Linked DNA regions of Homo sapiens: region 2 is linked to region 1. Evidence: chromatin loops called from intact Hi-C (ENCODE). Cell type or tissue: IMR-90. All regions are shown on one strand. Links, peaks and the distances in the headings refer to the core of each region. The heading gives the core; the rest is flanking DNA.

The links. Peaks named below come from ENCODE experiments on the same cell type or tissue, not always from the same donor. Only the 100,000 strongest peaks of a DNase experiment are listed, where the experiment ranks them.
Region 2: a loop joins it to region 1, with 5 times the contacts of the local background. A loop is called at or near these places in 4 of 110 quality-filtered maps.

Annotation. Positions count from the first base shown.
Region 1 is chr7:97,100,464-97,109,274 of GRCh38, reverse strand. No RefSeq gene overlaps it. Among named protein-coding and RNA genes, the nearest start is that of SDHAF3, 13 kb to the left of the region's middle. In IMR-90, for the core only: a CTCF peak has its summit at 4,445 (motif pointing left); a DNase peak (open chromatin) is centred at 4,434.
Region 2 is chr7:97,923,796-97,932,606 of GRCh38, reverse strand. It overlaps CZ1P-ASNS (CZ1P-ASNS readthrough), which reads left to right. Exons shown (of 19, transcript NR_147989.1): 3 at 3,830-4,525. It also overlaps a transcript of ASNS not described here. Among named protein-coding and RNA genes, the nearest start is that of MIR5692A1, 35 kb to the left of the region's middle. RefSeq lists a silencer at 4,108-4,277. In IMR-90, for the core only: a CTCF peak has its summit at 4,145 (motif pointing right); no DNase peak of the experiment used is centred there; H3K4me3 peaks cover 192 bases; H3K27me3 peaks cover 261 bases.

The DNA.
Region 1 (8,811 bases), core at 489-8,488:
TCCATCACCCAGGGAATCTTCACAGTTTCTGAAGTTTCAATACTTACAGTACTGTTATTTCTGGTAAGATTATGAATGTAGTTCCCAATTTTGAACAACACATTATCTCTTTTACATATAAACAGATATTTTACATAACTTGTTTAAAAACTTTAAAACAGAATTCATATTACTTTAAATTATTAATATTAAATTCCCCATCTTTTCCAATCCAGTTACAGCTTTTTAAAATATACGTTATCTCATTTCTAAAGATTAGTAGGAATGGGAGGTTGGGGTGTGTTTCCAGTCTATTATTTTAGCATTTGAAGAATGATATATTATTTTCAGTTGTAAAAAAAAAATGAAATGTAAATGTCCAACACCAAGGAATTAATTAAATTATGATATAGCCATATAATGGAATATTAAATATGCTTTTAAAAATGATGTTAAGTATGATATTTTAATGACAAAACACATCAAATTATTGTTAATAATCAAGAGCAGGATACAAATATATATAATATATATGATTTTAGTCATTTTTTAAAAATAGAAACTCTAGAAGCAAACATGCTAAAATACTTACTGGTAAGATTATGAATGTAGTTCCCAGTTTTGAACAATAAGTTATATCTCTTTTACATGTAAAAAGATATTTTACATTACTGGCTTAAAAACTGTTGAAAACAAAGAATTCATATTACTTTAAAGTTTCCATAAAAATCTTGACAAAAGCTGATCAAAAATTAGATGATATTGCAAAGAAAAATTTAAACGCATTTTTTAAAACCAGGAATTTTATAGATCTTATTCTCTGACCACAATGCACAAAATTAGAAAATCATAATACTTACTATGTAGCCACAAAAATTAAAACAACATGAAAGTACAACCACTCAAAAATTCTAAAGCATCCTTATACATAAATCTTAGAACAAAGAAAGGAACATAAAAACAGAATATTTAGAAAATATTAAAAAGATACTTAAGGGCTGGGAACAACACAAAACAAAATGGATTATATTTCAAATTGTGTGATCATATACTCAGGCACTCATCTAGGAAGACATTATAGATGAGTGGAATCTAAGCTGTGCCTTGAATAATGATATCATATAGACAGGTTAAGAAAAGACCTGAGGTTTTTCAAAAGAGAAAAACAACATGAAAAGCAACACTGAGCTTGTGTTGTTAGAACAGTGAAGAAACCAAACTGATTAGAATAATGAATAGCCTATTGTAGGCAGAATAGAAAATAGTCCTTTAAAAAATAGGAATATTTGTTTGGATCTAGAAAGAATTATATATGTATAATATATAGTATTATATAATTACATATCTTTATATATTTATTAACGTATAATTTTACAGGTGGTAAAATGGGCCAGAGAAGTTAAGTGACATCCTACGTTGAATGGGTGTTGATTATGAAACTGGTCCATTGTCCCATAAAACTGATGTTTATGGTTTCTTTTGAATAAACATAGAAATAGACCCTCCCAAGACTTTTTTAGTTATTCCCTATATTGTTTAACGGATAATGGCAAGAAAAAAATGTCTGGGAGATTCCTAAGACTTAAGAAAGTTACATTTTTCTTATCTGAGTTACTTTCTCAGGAAACCAAACATCAGGCCTTCCACATAGTATCAAGGAACTGAAACTTACTAAATCACTGCATTTGGACAATGAGATGCCAGATCCCTTAGCCATTATTATTGCCTAACTGACCACCTGCTTCCTGTTGGCCAATTCCTCTTCCTTACCCCTCCCTAATTCCTGTTTTCCCACACATAGTTACTTTTCTTTCCTGGTATATAAACTTTCAATTTTAGTTGGTCAGGGAGATGAATGGAGATGGATTTGAGACTGATCTCCGATCTCCTCAGCTATAGCACCTGAATAAAGCCTTCTTCCCTGGCAATACTCTGTCTCAGTGATTGGCTTCCTGTGTGGTGAGCAGCAGGACCTAGACTGAATCCCTGGAGTTTCAATACCAATTATATAAAGCCTTAAAAGGCACACAAAGTAGTTCACCATTTACAGAGTAGGAAATGAGGAGTTACTGGGAGATGTGAGTCAAGAGAATTGGTGAAAGCAGTCTTTTAAAAACAATCTGGCAGCCATGTGCAAAATAGACTATTGAATGAATAAATACCTTCATTTAAACAAAGGGCCTTGCATGAATCCAGGATGACAACATGCCTGAAGAACATGATTAACTCAACTGTCTGCACTTGAGCCAAAGAAGACAGCAAGAGATTTCCAGGAGTTCATAACACATAGAGGCAGGCAGAGCTGTGGGAGCATGGGCATGAGACTATGAAGGACATTGGATTTAAGGACTGACCGGATATGAGGAAATGGAAAAAAAGCTGAATCTAAGAGGTTTTCATGTTTTCCTTTGTGGATGTATAATTGAAGACAGAAAGTCCGGAGAGAAAACTGCTTGTGGAAATGCATTTTATTTTAATCACACTGAGTTTGAATGGGGCAGCCTACCCTACATGATGCATTGAAAATTTACCTAATAGTGTCAGTGCAGTTCCTTTAATCGTCTAAGTCAGTGGCTCTCAACATCTGCTGTATATTACATTCACCTGTGAAACTGGTAAAAAAAAAAAATAATAAAATACTGTTTCTTAGGCCTCATTCTAAACTGCTTGAATGAGGCCTCAATTCAAACCTCCAAGGGTGGGCTGAGACATTGATATTGCTTAGAAGCTCCAGGCAAAGTGATTCTAATGTGCAGCCAGGATTCAGAACCAGTGATCTAAATTCCCATCTTGGAGACATTTGAGTTCTGGGAAAGTACACAAGATATTACGGCACTGTGTTAAAAACTAATTATTAAATGTTCAGCCTTTTCTGTACTAAAGAGTCCTTGCAACAATGGGGGAAAATATTGTTATATAGTTAAGAATATTTTAAACCGTAAAAGTGAAACTTCTCTCTGAGGAGGAGAATGTAAAGTGAAAACAGTAAAAACATAACTTTGAGTTATATCCACATTTATAAAGTAGGGGGAGGTGATTATAATGTCATGATCTGAAGAGCACAGCCCAGAATCTTTCCACATGCCATATCCGCAATACCACATGTTTCTCCAGGAAAATGATTTAACTTTTCCAGATAACTAATGAACATTTGGAATACAGCTTACTTATACAATCATCTCTTGATATATATGGGGAATTGGTTCCAGTGCTTCTCCTCTGCTCCCCAGGTACCAAAATCTGCAGATGCTCAAGTATATGATAAAAAATGGCATAGTTATTTGCAAATAACCTATACACATCCTCCCGTATATCTTAAATAATCTCTAGATTACTTATAATACCTAATACAATATAAATAGTTGTTATACTATATTGTTTAGGGAATAATGACAAAGAAAAGTCTGTATATGTCAGTACAGGTGCAATTGTTTTTCTGAACATTTTTGATCCTGAGTTGGTTAAATCTGTGATGCAGAACGCATGGATATGAAGGGCTGACTGTACAATGTTGGCACTCTTAATAAAGATCCATAAAATCTCCATTATCTATATCTTCTTCCTTCCTACTCTCCTTCAACCCAAACTTTCCACCAGAACTCTTGATTATATCCCAACTCTTCTGAGGAGTGTCTTCATAACCCCTTGTTCTTTCTCTCACAGGCATTTTCAATTATTTTCTTCATGATATTATTTCATTGAGCTCACAAACACTCACGAGAATACTTCAGGTTAAAAGAAAATCTCTCTATTCTGCCTCCCCTTTAAGCGACCATCCTGTTACTCTGCTTTTTTTCATTGACTTGAAAATATACATTCCTATTCCCACTTTCTCCATCTCCATACCCATTCCTCATTTAATCCCCTGCCTCCTCTTTTTTTTGAGACTGAGTCTGGCTTTGTCACCCAGGCTGGAGTGCAGTTGTGTGATATTGGCTCACTGCAACCTCCACCTCCCCAGGTTCAAGCGATTCTCCTGCCTCAGCCTCCCAAGTAGCTGGGATTGCAGGCTAATTTTTGTATTTTTAGTAGAGATGGGGTTTCACCATATTGGCCAGGCTGGTCCAGAACTCCTGACCTCAAGTGATCCACCCGCCTCAGCCTCCCAGTGTTGGGATTACAGGCCTTGAGCCACCACGCCCAGCCCATTTGACCCCTTTTAACCTGGTGTTGGCCTCACTATTCTTCTGAAATCTCTTTCTTCAAAGTCACTAGTCATTTGCTTCTGTTCACACTCCTACCCCCTCCTGACTTCCTAGAAGTCTTTGCATCTTTGCCTTCCACACATTTGTGCTGCCCAGGCGATCCCACCTTCAGGACCCCACTCCCTCTGTCTTCTTAACTGGCTGTAGTTCTTCCAGCCCACAAATGTGAACAAGTGCGAAGGCTCAATCCAAACATGACTCCCTGTCAGCGCTCTTGTCCCGGCCAGCTGTCCCCAGCAATTACTGATGCTCTGCTGCCCCCGCCTGGCCAAGCCCATTCTAACCACTTCAAAGGCCTCACTGGACCCTTATCTGGAAAACCGCCAGCATAGCTTCTCAAAAAGCTGTTCCAAGCCTCATACACACACCTCTGACCTCTCCACAGTTAAGAGTCTTGCTCTCTATATAACCACAGGATAAGTCCAAACTGGGTGTCCTGTCATCCTTTCAGAGTCTCTGTTCCAAGCTAAACTCATCAGTTTTCTCCAAAGACTTTTCTCTCTCCACGCATCTGTGACATCTTTCCTTCTTTTGATACATGTCATTGTCGAGGAATCCTTGTTTTGACGCTACTTTTGTAAATCAGTTGCTTTTTCTCCTTGCCATTGCCCCACCTGCCTAGACTCTGTATCTCTCAGTTGAAGGATTGCAACAGTCTTCTAATTGCATTTCCTTTCTTTAGTTTTTTTTCTACCTCCAATTAATAGGACATAACATATTCAAATTGATCTTTTTAAAACATGGCTTCACTCAGGTGTCTCCCACAGCCCACCATCTTCCAAAGCTTTCCCACTGTCCTCAGAGTACAACCTGTGCCCCCAGGATATAAAGTCACATTGTAATCAAAGGCAACTGGCAGCCACACTATTACTAACTCACTTTTTCATAGCACTGTACTTTCATAGTACATAGCACTCTTAAAATTGAAGGAAAACAATCTAAATAATTCAGACAAAGATATCAACTTCATAAGGCCATTGTCATTTAACCTACAGAAAGCAAAAGTCAGTAAATATATAAACAAATGCAAAAAAATTGACAAGGGACATTATCTCCCTTCTCTCTGTCCTCCTCAAATTAGAATGAATTTACAGTATCTATTCTGTTTTGTTGTTGTTGTTTATTTCAGCAGTTTTGGGGGAACAAATGGTGTTTGGTTGCACAGAAAAGTTCTTTAGTGGTGATTTCTGAGATTTGGCGCACCCATCACCCGAGCAGTGTACACTGTACGCAATGTGTAGTCTTTTATCCCTCACCCTCCTCCCACCCCTCCGCTCAAGTACCCAAAGTCCATTATATCATTCTTATGCCTTTGCATCCTCATAGCTTAGCTCTCACTTATAAGTAAGAACATATGATGTTTGGTTTTCCATTCCTGAGTTACTTCACTTAGATAATGATCACCAACTCCATCCAAGTTGCTGCGAATGCCTTTATTTTGTTCCTTTTTATGGCTGAGTAGTATTCCATGGAATACTATATATTCCATGGAATACTATATATGTTATGTCCTATTAATTGGAGGTAGAAAAAAAACTAAAGAAAGGAAATGCAATTAGAAGACTGTTGCAATCCTTTAACTGAGAGATACAGAGTCTAAGCAGGTGGGGCAATGGCAAGGAGAAAAAGCAACTGATTTACAAAAGAAGTGTCAAAACAAGGATTCCTTGACAATGACATATATCAAGAGAAAGAAATATGTCACAGATACATGGAGAGAGAAAAGTCTTTGGAGAAAACTGATGTCATTTATATATATATATAACATATATATATAAAACATATATATATAAAACATATATATATAAAACATATATATATAACATATATATGTAATATAATACCATGGTGTGTGTGTGTGTGTGTGTGTGTGTGTATGTATATATATATATACACACCACAGTTTCTTTATCCACTCATTGATTGAAGGGCATTTGGGCTGGTTCTATATTTTTGCAATTGCAGATTGCGCTGCTATAAACATGCATGAGCAAGTGTCTTTTTTGGATGATGACTTCTGTTCCTCTGGGTAGATACTCAGTAGTAGGATTGCTGGATCAAGTGGTAGTTCTACTTTTAGTTCTTTAAGGACTCTCCATACTGTTTTCCATAGGGGTTGTACTAGTTCACAGTCCCAACAGCAATGTAAAAGTGCTCCTTTTTACTACATCCATGCCAACATCTATGGCCATTCTTGCAGAAGTAAGGTGGTTTTGCACTGCAGTTTCGATTTGCGTTTCCCTGATCGTTAGTGATGTTGAGCATTTTTTCATGTTTGTTGGCCATTTGTATATCTTCTTTTGAGAATTGTCTATTCATGTCCTTTGCCCACTTTTTGATGGGGTTATTTGTTTTTTTCTTGCTGATTTTTTTGAATTCCTTGTAGATTCTGGATATGAGTCTTTTATCAGATACATAGCTGGCAAAGATACTCTTCCACTCTGTGGGCTGTCTGTTTGCTGATTATTTCTTTTACTGTGCAGAAGCCTTTTAGTTTAATTAGGTACCATCTATTTGTTTTTGTTGCATTTGCTTTTGGTCATGAAGTCTTCGCCTAAGTCAATATCTAGAATTGTTTTTCTGAGGTTATCTTTTAGAATTTTTATGGTTTCAGGTCTTAGATTTAAGTCTTTGATCCATTTTGAGCTGATTTTTGTATAAGGTGAGAGATGAGGATCCAGCTTCCTTCTTCTACATGTGGCTTGCCAATTACCCCAACACCATTTGTTGAATACAGTGTCTTTTCCCCACTTTATGTTTTTGTTTGCTTTGTTAAAGGGCAGTTGTCGGCCGGGTGTGGTGGCTCATGCCTGTAATCCCAGCTTTGGGAGGCCGAGGTGGGCAGATCACGAGGTCAGGAGATCGAGACCATCCCAGCTAACACAGTGAAACCCCGTCTCTATTAAAAATACAAAAAATTAGCTAGGTGTGGTGGCGGGCGCTTGTAGTCCCAGTTACTCGGGAGGCTGAGGCAGGAGAATGGCATGAATCTGGGAGGCGGAGCTTGCAGTGAGCCGAGATCGCACCACTGCACTCCAGCCTTGGCGACAGAGCAAGACCCTGTCTTAAAAAAAAAAAAAATGTCAGTTGTCTATAAGTATTTGGCTTTGTTTCTGGGTTCTGTAGTCTGTTCCATTGGTCTATGTGCCTATTTTTATACCAGTACCTTGCTTTTTTGGTAACTATAGCCTTGTAGTATAGTTTGAAGTTGGGTAATGTGATGCCTCCAGATTTGTTCTTGCTTAGTCTTGCTTTGGCTATGCAGGCTCTTTTTTGGTTCCATATGAATTTTAGGAATGTTTTTTCTAGTTCGATGAGAAATGATGATGGTATTTTGATGGGAATTGCATTGAATTTGTAGATTGCTTTTGGCAGTATGACCATTTTCACAATATTGATTCTACCCATCTATGAGCATGGGATGTGTTTCTATTTGTGCCATCTATGATTTCTTTCAGCAGTGTTTTATAGTTTTCCTTTCAGAGATCTTTTATCTCCCTGGTTAGGCATATTCCTAAATATTTCCTTTTTTTTTGCACCTGTTGTAAAAGGGGTTGAGTTCTTGATTTGATTCTCAGCTTGGTCATTGTTGGTGTATAGCAGTGCTGCTGATTTGTGTACATTGATTTTGTATCCTGAAACTTTACTGACTTCGTTTATCAAATCTAGGAGCTTTTTGGATGAGTTTTTAGGGTTTTCTAGGTATACAAACATATAATTGGTGAACAGTGTCAGTTTGAGTTCCTCTTTACTGATTTGGATGCTTTTTGTTTCTTTCTCTTGTCTTATTGCTCTGACTAGGACTTCCAGTACTATGTTGAATAGCAGTGGTAAAGGTGGGCATCCTTGTCTTGTTCCAGTTCTCAGGGGGAATGCTTTCAACTTTTCCCCATTTAGTATAATGTTGGCTGTGGGTTTGTCATAGATGGCTTTTATTACCTTGAGGTATGTCTCTTCTATGCCAATTTTGCTGAGGGTTTTCATCATAAAGGCATGCTGAATTTTGTCAAATGCTTTTTCTGCATCTATTGAGATGGACATGTGATTTTTGTTTTTAATTGTTTGTGTAGTGTATCACATTTATTGACTTGTGTATGTTAAACCATCGCTGCATCCCTGTTATGAAACCCACTTGATCATGGTGTATTATCTTTTTGATATGCTGTTGGATTTGATTAGCTAGTATTTTTGTTGAGGATTTTTGCATCTGTGTTCATCAGGGATATTGGTCTGTAGTTTTCTTTTTTCTTATGTCATTTTCTGGCTTTGGTATTAGGGGGATACTGACTTCATAGAATGATTTAGGGAGGAATTCCTCTTTCTCTATCTTGTGAAATAGTTTCAGTAAGATAGGTACCAATTCTTCTCTGAATGCCTGATAGAATTCAGCTGTGAGGCCGGGTGTGGTTGCTCATGCCTGTAATCCCGGCACTTTGGGAGGCCAAGGCAGGTGGATCACGAGGTCAGGAGTTCTAGATCAGTCTGGCCAACATAGTGAAACCCCATCTCTACTAAAAATACAAAAAATTAGCTGGGTGTGGTGGTGTACACCTGTAATCCCAGCTACTCGGGAGGCTGAGGCAGGAGAATCACATGAACCTGGGAGGCAGAAGTTGCAGTGAGCCGA
Region 2 (8,811 bases), core at 646-8,645, 820 kb before region 1:
GCAGAGGCCTGGGTGCCTCATGTCTCCTCCCATCTCTCTCTGTCTTTCTGTCTCTGTCTCTCTCTCTCTTTCCCTTTGCCTTATAGCTGCCCTGGGGACTAGACTCTGCCTTAGGCATCCCTCTGACTCTTGTTTGCTTTTACACTGAGGCTGCTTTAAGTTGCACATTGATCTGAAGCCTTGGGCTTCTGTTCCTATTCCTTGCTTTTGTTGGAAGGGCCGTGCAGCTTCTTGACAAATTGCAAAGGTGCCCACGAGTTTCCAAGTCCCCAAGAACCAAACCAGATGACAAACAAAGATGCAGCCCACAGCTGGAGAGACAGATTTCATGTCCACACAGAGACTCCAAGATGCTGAACTGAAATCCACCCCAAAACCTGCTTTCTCTCTCATTTAAGTTCAATGTGAACTGGGGGCTTGCAGGGCAGGGCTGGTGACCATTCACAGGGCAAAGATGCTTTGAAATGGCAACTGAGAATGGTGTGGTTGTTGACAGATGGCACATCAGAGCATAGATTAACATGGAAAGAGAAACTCACCCCTTGGGGGGAGTGTGTGAGGCTGGCAGCCACACAGAGGGCTTTTCCTGCGAGCTCTTGCATAGATGCAAACAGCCAGGAGGTTTTGCTTTCTGAGCCTGAGTGGAACCATGTTCCTCCCTGCACGTTGCCGCTCTGCAGCAAATGTTTATTCCTGTTGCATTGATTAAAAGTGCTTACCAGGCCGGGTGCGGTGGCTCACGCCTGTAATCCCAGCACTTTGGGAGGCTGAGGCAGGCAGATCACAAGGTCAGGAGATTGAGACCATCCTGGCTAACACTGTGAAACCCCGTCTGTACTAAAAATACAAAAAATTAGCCGGGCATGGTGGCGGGCACCTGTAGTCCCAGCTACTTGGGAGGCTGAGGAAGGAGAATGGCATGAACCCAGGAGGCGGGGCTTGCAGTGAGCCGAGATTGTGCCACTGCACTCCAGCCTGCATGACAGAGCAAGACTCCGTCTCAAAAAAACAAAGTGCTTACCGAAGGGGTTTGAGGGCAGTGGTGACAGTGTGAGTTATGGCTCTGCCGGCTGCCAGTGGAGCCAGCCGCTCTGCACAGCCGTGCAAGCGTGTTTTGAAAAGTGGCTCAGCCAGCCAGGAGTGACTGGCTGTAAATATTGCTGCCACAACATCTTGTAGCCTGATTGGGGCCGTGTTTGCAGAACCCCTAAACCACTACACTTGTTCAGGCTTAAAAATAAGCTTACTTTTGTTTGTTTGTTTTGTTTTATGAGATGGAGTCTTGTTCTGTCACGGGGTTGGATGTAGTGGCATGATCTCGGCCCACTGCAACCTCTGCCTCCTGCGTTCAAGTGATTCTCCTGACTCAGGCTCCCGAGAAGCTGGGACTACAGGCGTGTGCCATCATGGCCAGCTAATTTTTGAATTTTTAGTACAGACGGGGCTTCACCATGTTGGCCAGGATGGTGCGATCTCTTGACCTCGTGATCTGTCCACCTTGGCTTCCCAAAGTGCTAGGATTACAGGCGTGAGCCACCGTGCGTGGTCAAACATAAACTTACTTTCTTACCTCTTCTGCTGAACTCTATTTGCTTCTTTTCTCAACTTCTGCTGAACTCTATTTTGCTTCTTTTTCCTGGATAAAGCTCTTCTTTATCCAGAAGAGCTTTTAGCAACAAAGTTACCCAATGCCCTTCCCTAGTCTCTCCTTGCAACTGGCTCTCCGCGCGGGGGGGGGGGGGGTGAGGGGGTGGGTGGGTAGGAGGATTGACAGAACCAATTAACATGACTGTTTGGAGGACTCTCGCTAGCCCCAGGAGGTGTTTGCATTTTTAAATTGGTTAGTAGTGTCAGAATGTTTCATGAGTAAGAGCACAGCCTCTAAGTTGGATGCCATGAATTTAAATCTCAACATGGCCATTTTGTATATAACCAGAGGATGGATTTGGGGACCCAATGGATCTACCATGACATGAACTTGCACCAACATTCACCTGACCTCCAAAATGCCTATTCTGTCTGGTAGACCCTAGTCTCGCCCTAGTGCCAGTTCAGAGCCTGTGTCCAGTGATCCTGCACAGGGCCCATTAGTTCCTTTTCTCCTGTTCAGTCATCCTGGTAAAAGGCTGTGTATTCCCTTGGGGGCAGGCTGGGAGAAAGATTGACAGTATAAATTTTTTGCAGTGGAGCAGAGTCCTTTCTGGAGGGGACCTGGCTTCCCATTCAGACAAGGGACTCCGGGTTTGTGAACTGGCTTATGTCTGGGAATTGACTGGGGACTGTGACTCTGTTTTTATGATTCAGATTAGACTTCTGCTCACCTGACCTAGAACTCTTCTGCAAACACAGATCCAGTAAAAATGTGGCAGGCTTCTTATCTATTTCACTTCTAGGAATGCCACGATCAGCTGGCACCATAGGTCTCTGCGAGTCAGGCTATTCTGGTTGCAGCTTTGACTCTGCTGTCTTTTATGGTAACTGCATCCACTTTGCCTTTGGGGATTGAGTGCTCTGATCACTTGGCCCCAGCCCCTGTAGTGTGCCTATGTCACTTACCCTCTTTATACCTCAGTTTCCTCCTCTATAAAATGGGCATCCTCATTGCACCCACCCCAGGGCTGCTGTGGGGTATAGATGGATTAGCATATGGAAAGTAATAGAAGAGGGTCTCATAGCCCATGTGTCGTTATCAGAATTATTTCGTGACAGGGGAGAGCTGGAGGAGAGAGGAAGGTGCTGAGCAGACCCATGTGCTCTCCCACCAGTGTTTCCTGAGCACCTACTATGTGCTGCCCACTGTGAGAGCTGTTAGGGTTGAAATAGGGAGCACAGCAGGGCAGGGGCTGCCATCAGGAGCTTAGTGGGGAGACCATTGTGCAACATGTTTCCAGCGCTTGGGGTGGAGAAGTTCAGGGAGTACAGGGACCTAGGATCCTGGGCAGAATCATGGAAAGGACACAGCCTCCCCAGCCTCTCCTGCCTCCTCTGCCTCCCTGGCCTCCTCTGCTTCCCTGGCCTCTCCTGCCTTCCTGGCTTCCCCTTCCGCCCCGGCCTCCCCAGTCTCCCCTGTCTCTCCTGCTTTTGAGGTGGGCCAGGAGCTGCTGGTGCTCACTTAGCCTGTCCTGGACTCTGGGTGTAGCACTTCGATGTCCAGAAAATACCCCCGGGTTCAGGTCATCACACAGCCAAGGCAGGAGCTCCACACTGACACTAAGGGTGCATCCTGGGCTCATTCATCAGGGCATGCCTCCAAAATATTTCTCCACGTCTCCTCCCTTTGCCCACCTGCATTGTCTCTGTGCCTCAGCCCCGGCTGGGGGCCTGCAAGGATCCCCTATATCCTCTGCCCCTGCACGGCTGGGTCCCAGGCCATCTGTCCGCCCACCACACCTCTCTCACCTTGTCCACCACGCTCCAGCACCACAGTCCTCTTTCTGCTTCTTTCCCAGCCTCTGGGCTTTTGCACACGCTGTTCCCTCTGCCTGAACACCCTCCACTGGGCTGAGAACAACTCTCTGAGACCTCTCTCAGCTGTTGCTTCCTTTGGAACAGCCGCTGCTGCTGTCACTCTCCCAGCTCCAAGACCTGCTGAGCCTCCTGTCTTTTTTAGTTCCCATGTCCCCAGCACTTCTCCTTGGCCTCCTTTGGCCCAATTGACAATGTCCATTCTCAATGCCTTCTCACCCAGCGCTGAGCCCCACTGGGTGAAGGCAATGCCTGTCATGTTCACCACAATATCCCCTCCCCCATCACCACGACTGGTCCACAGTGATGCTCAAAAAAGATCTGTTGGTAGGCAATGTGAAGGTGCATTCATGTCATCCTGCAGGCGGAATTCTCCACGAGTTTTGAGCAGCCTCGGTTTTCCCACCACCTCCAAATCATGCAAGACACAGGGTAAGAGCAAAGACAAGGTGGCTGTGGCCGATGTCCACCCTCTCGGGGCGTCCCTTCTCTTCTCTCCTCCTTGAGCAGGGAGACCATCGGGGTGCAACCTGGTTGGGGCGGGGAGGAGGTGCAGGGCCTGGCCAGAGCGGGCCTGGCCACGGGCAAGGGACAGCGACCCCCGGGCCAGGACAGGTGAGAGCGGCGCAGGCCCGGGCCCGGCGTGGCGGAGGTGCGCGTGAGCGGCCAGCAGAGGGCGCCAGAGAGCCAGGAGCGGCCCGCAGAGGAGCCCGCGCCGGCCCCGGTGCCCACCTCCGCGCCGCGCGGACCCTCCGAGCCCGCGCTCAGACGCCCCAGCTCCGCCGAGAGGCCGCTTGCGCCGGGTCCTTCTTCCCCAAATGCAGGCAGAGCCCCCGGAGCCATGGCCAGCCCTTCCGGCAGCTCCAAAGCCACTGGCAAGCCCCGAGGCAGGGATGGCCGGCCCAGGAGGGAGGAGGACGACGTCCCTCCCGAAGAGAAGAGGCTGCGGCTCTTGCTGGAGGGGGGAAGCGCACAGCCCCAGGACTGCGAGGACGGGGAGGACGCGCCGCGGCCGGGCAGGGAGGAGACCGGCACCCAGACAGGTGGCGACGGCAGAGGAGTAAGTGACGCGGGCGCGGGGGTCCGGGGGTGCCGGGAGCGCGGGGGTGCTGGGGACGCGGGGTAGGGGCGGCGGGAGGCTCCGTGGCCTGCCCCGGGTTAAAGCTGGGAGGGCGGCCTTCATTCTGAACACATTTAGGCAGCACGGGCAGCCCTCCTCGCCGTGGGCTGCATCAGAGCCCCCCTGCCCAGTCTTGGGGTTGCTCCCGGATGCTGTCTGGGAGGCTTGCTCATGGTGACATCCTCATCTCCCCGTGCACGTTACTGCATTCAGAGCTTGGGTCACCTGGACACTGAACTCTGAGTGAATTTTCTCTGAGATCCCGGGAGAAGGAGGACAGTTCTCTGGAAGGTTTTCCAGGGCCGATCACGGAAAGGATGAGAAGGGAGAGGTTCTGGTCGGGGACACAATTACGGTGGCAGTGTAACATCAGGAAACTTTATTGCGTGAAGTCCCTCTCACTCCCTCTACCTCCTTCTTTTACGTGGACTCTGCCAAAGACCAGGATACCAGAATGCACTGCAGTGACCAAACGTAGTGGGACCTTGGGAACGCGAGTCTGGAGCCAGGCGGCTGGGGTTTGCATCCTGGTTCTGCCCCTCCTTAGCTGGCTGACATGGCACAAGCCACTTACCCTCTCTGAGCCTTACTGTCTTCAGTGGCAAATGGATCTGTCAACAGGCCCCATTGCCTGGGGTTGTTACTGCTGAGATTAAGGGATGCTCGTCCATAGAAAGACTTAGCGTTGTGCCTGGCACATAGTGTATGGTGGATAAATGGGACTTAGGACTAAAACTCATGCCTTGGTGTGTTTTTGCAGTGATGTTTTGTTCTGGGGTGCATCACAAGAGACAAGGTTCTTGGCCGGGCATGGTGGCTCAAGCCAATAATCCCAGCACTTTGAGAGGCCGAAGGGGGAGGATCGCTTGAGCCCAGGAGTTTAAGACCAGCCTGGGCAACATGGTGAAGCCTCATATCTACCAAAAAAAAAAAAAAAAAAAAAAAAAAAAGCCAGGTGTGGTGGTGTGTGCCTGTAGTCCCAAGTACTTGGGAGGCTGAGGTGGGAGGATTGCTAGAGCCTGGAAGGTCGGGCTGCAGTGAGCTGTGATCATGCCACTGCACTCCAGCCTGGGTGACAAAGTGAGACCGTTTCAAGCAAAAGAGAGAGAGAGAGACAGACAGACCCACAAGAGTCTTAAGCCAGAATCTCCATGTTAAAATGCTTTCTGGAGGCTAAAATGATGATATGTTGATAATGAAATATTTAAAAGGCAGAAACCCCACTGAATTTTTTGGTCCACAAAGGGAAATGGGAATCGCATGACCTGAAGGATGATGGAGGAACTGAACAGAAACCATCCTTGTTTCCTGAATCTGAATATGGCACGCTCTTTTCGCGGCGCCTGTATCTGCTCAGTCTGGCGGCCCCTTGAAAAGAGGGAATCTTGATTTTCAAACTTAAAATTTGGCCCAAAGCCCACTGCTGCCCACAATGCCCGCCAGACCCATTCCTCTTCCCTTTTAGTTTCTATGGGAATACTCTCTTTGAAGAACCCATGAAGAAGTGTCAGGCTGGTGTGAGGATCAGCAGTGATTTCTTTGAGGAGGAGAGCCTGTTTCTTCACTCACAGGCCATGTCTGAGTGGATCAAGAAGAACAGAGTGCCCTTTTATGAGATTTTGTCTGTGTAGACCATTAGCTTGGTAAAAATGTCAAAACCATCCTCATTCTTTAATAGCAGATTATTTTGGACTTTTCTCTGCAAGAAGCAGCATGGGCATTCAGATGCTTTTAAGGATAAAATGTTCTTTCTCATCACCAGGCCTGGTGCTCTGGATGGCTGAGGTTTTAATGTGACTGGATGTCCCTTGGAGTGGCTCCCAGGCTGTGATCTCGTGGTTGGGTGGCAAGGGGTTGCTTTATTCGGTGTTGGCTAAAGGATGTTTTAGCAGGTAAATCGGGACCCCAGGAGACCCTGAGTGCCAAGTCCTGCTGCAGGGCATGTGTTTATGGTGGGGAGGCAGGGGGGTGGAGGGTGGGGGGCATTGATTTCCTGCCAATATCAGAAGTTTCACAGGCTTCTTGTGTATCCATAAACACCCATCCCATTAAGACGCCTAGAAAACCTGGCCCTCCCCAAGCCTTTATTGACCGCTTGTGAATGATCCCAGGGTGTGTCTGACCAACAGCTCTTCCTGGAGGGAGACAAGTCTCTCCTAGGTATTTGGTTATCAACCTCAACCATTTGCTCAGCCTTCCCCAAGACCAGGCACCTCGGCAGAGATTTCTGGGTTGTCAGGCAGAACCGAGCATTCAAGGGTGATAACTCACTGGAGTCCCTGAAATCCCTGATTAACGCACCAGGTAAAAGCATCCAGGGTTGAAACCAGATCAGGAAGGTTATTGTCAGCCTGGGGCTCCTGTAGAGGTGCATCCACGTTGCAGGTATTTTCCCTTCTTGCTGAGGAGAAACCTGGGTTTCTCAGCTTTGGCACAGTCACAACACTTGGGGTCAGACCATTCATGGTGGTGGTGGTGGGGCCGTCCCGTGTATTGTAGGATGGTTAGCAGCATCTCTGGTCTCCATCCTCTAGGTGCCACTCTACCCTCCCAGCTATGGCTACCCCAGATGTCTCCAGATGGTTTCAAATGTCATGGAGCAAGGGAGTGGTACGTGAGCAAAACCACCCCAGTTGAGAGCCATTGGTCTACATTTGTGGAAATGTTTGAGGGTGAGAGTGTCGAGCTTGGGTCCCTGCTGTACCCTTTATGAGCAATGCGGTCTTGGAAAATTAATACTACTCCAGGGACCTCAGTTTTCTCATCTATAAAATGGAGATAAATGAGATACACTTTCATAGGAAGGTTATATGGGATTTACTGAGATAATAAGACAGTACATGGAAAATGCTGGGCATAGCATTTATTTATTTTTATGTTTTTTAAAGATGGAGTCTTACTCTGTTGCCCAGGCTGGAGTGCAGTGGCATGATCTCTGCTCACTGCAACCTCCACCTCCTGGGCTCAAGTGATTCTCCTGCCTCAGCCTCCCGAGTAGCTGGGATTACAGGTGCCCACCACCACACCTGGCTAATTTTTGTATTTTTAGTAGAGATGGGGTTTCACCATGTTGTCCAGGCTGGTCTCAAACTCCTGACCTAAGGTGATCCGCCTGCCTCGGCCTCCCAAGGTGCTGAGATCACAGGTGTGAGCCACCACGCTGGGCTGGGCATAGCATTGTAACACAGACAAAGCACAAAATACTTGGGCAATATCTTTTTACATTTGGCTTGTCTAGACTCCATCCTCCATCCCCTCATGCACTGGTGTGGTGCAGACCAGAATATCACCCACCTAGACTGCAGAGTGGATTTGGGTGGCATCTTGGCTTTCTGCACAAGACTTGCCTGTTCCCCACCACATCCCCCTGGTTCTCAGGGTCCAGGATTCCAGGAAGCAGGGATGTGGGCAGGCAGGGTAGGTGGCCCACCCAGTTCACTCCCACGCTGGGGACCTGCAGAGCTGGCTGTCCGAGACAGGGTGTTTGGACCAACATCTGGGTTTCTGGATTTCCATTTGAGCACAGCTGGACTACACAGGCTGAAGCTTTCTCTGCCGAGATATAGATATTTCCCTGGTGACGATCTTTCAAGCTGACATGAAGACATGGCCACCCACTGGAACGTGGTGTGTCTGCCGTGGCGCTCTTGTAATTTGTGAGGCAGGCTCCTGAGGAATGCAGTGCATAAGTGGGAAATGGTGGGAAGTTCTCGCATCCCCCCCTGGCCGAAAGTGCTACCTGCGCATGTTGGTGGACAGTCCTTTGAGCAGGAAGAAGACATGAAGCACATTCCTGTTAGCTACGACAGAGAGGGGCAGGGTACACACTGGACATTTCAAGCCCCTCCAGAGAAGCAAGTCTTACTGTGCTGGGAGTACTTGTGGAGTGCGGGCTGTGTTGCCCTGGGCTTTAATTATTTCAGGAACATTTAACCGCAGGGTTGGCAGGCCGGATCTTGATATGTGTTTCTCAGTTGGAAAGACTTTGGACCATAGGGAAATGTCTTCTCAATTCTTTTAATTTCATTAAGGTTGTCATTTTTCTTCTTGTGGCCTCTGGAATGTGACACAGAACTCAAGGGACAGGAAGGAGATGAGTTGGAGGCTGGGACAGGGGTCCCTGCCAGGGATGCTGGTGACTCACATGACGGTGTTGATGTGTGGAGTCCGGTGCCTGGTTTAGGGAATATTCGTGGGATATGTTCCAAAGGACTGACGGACCTATC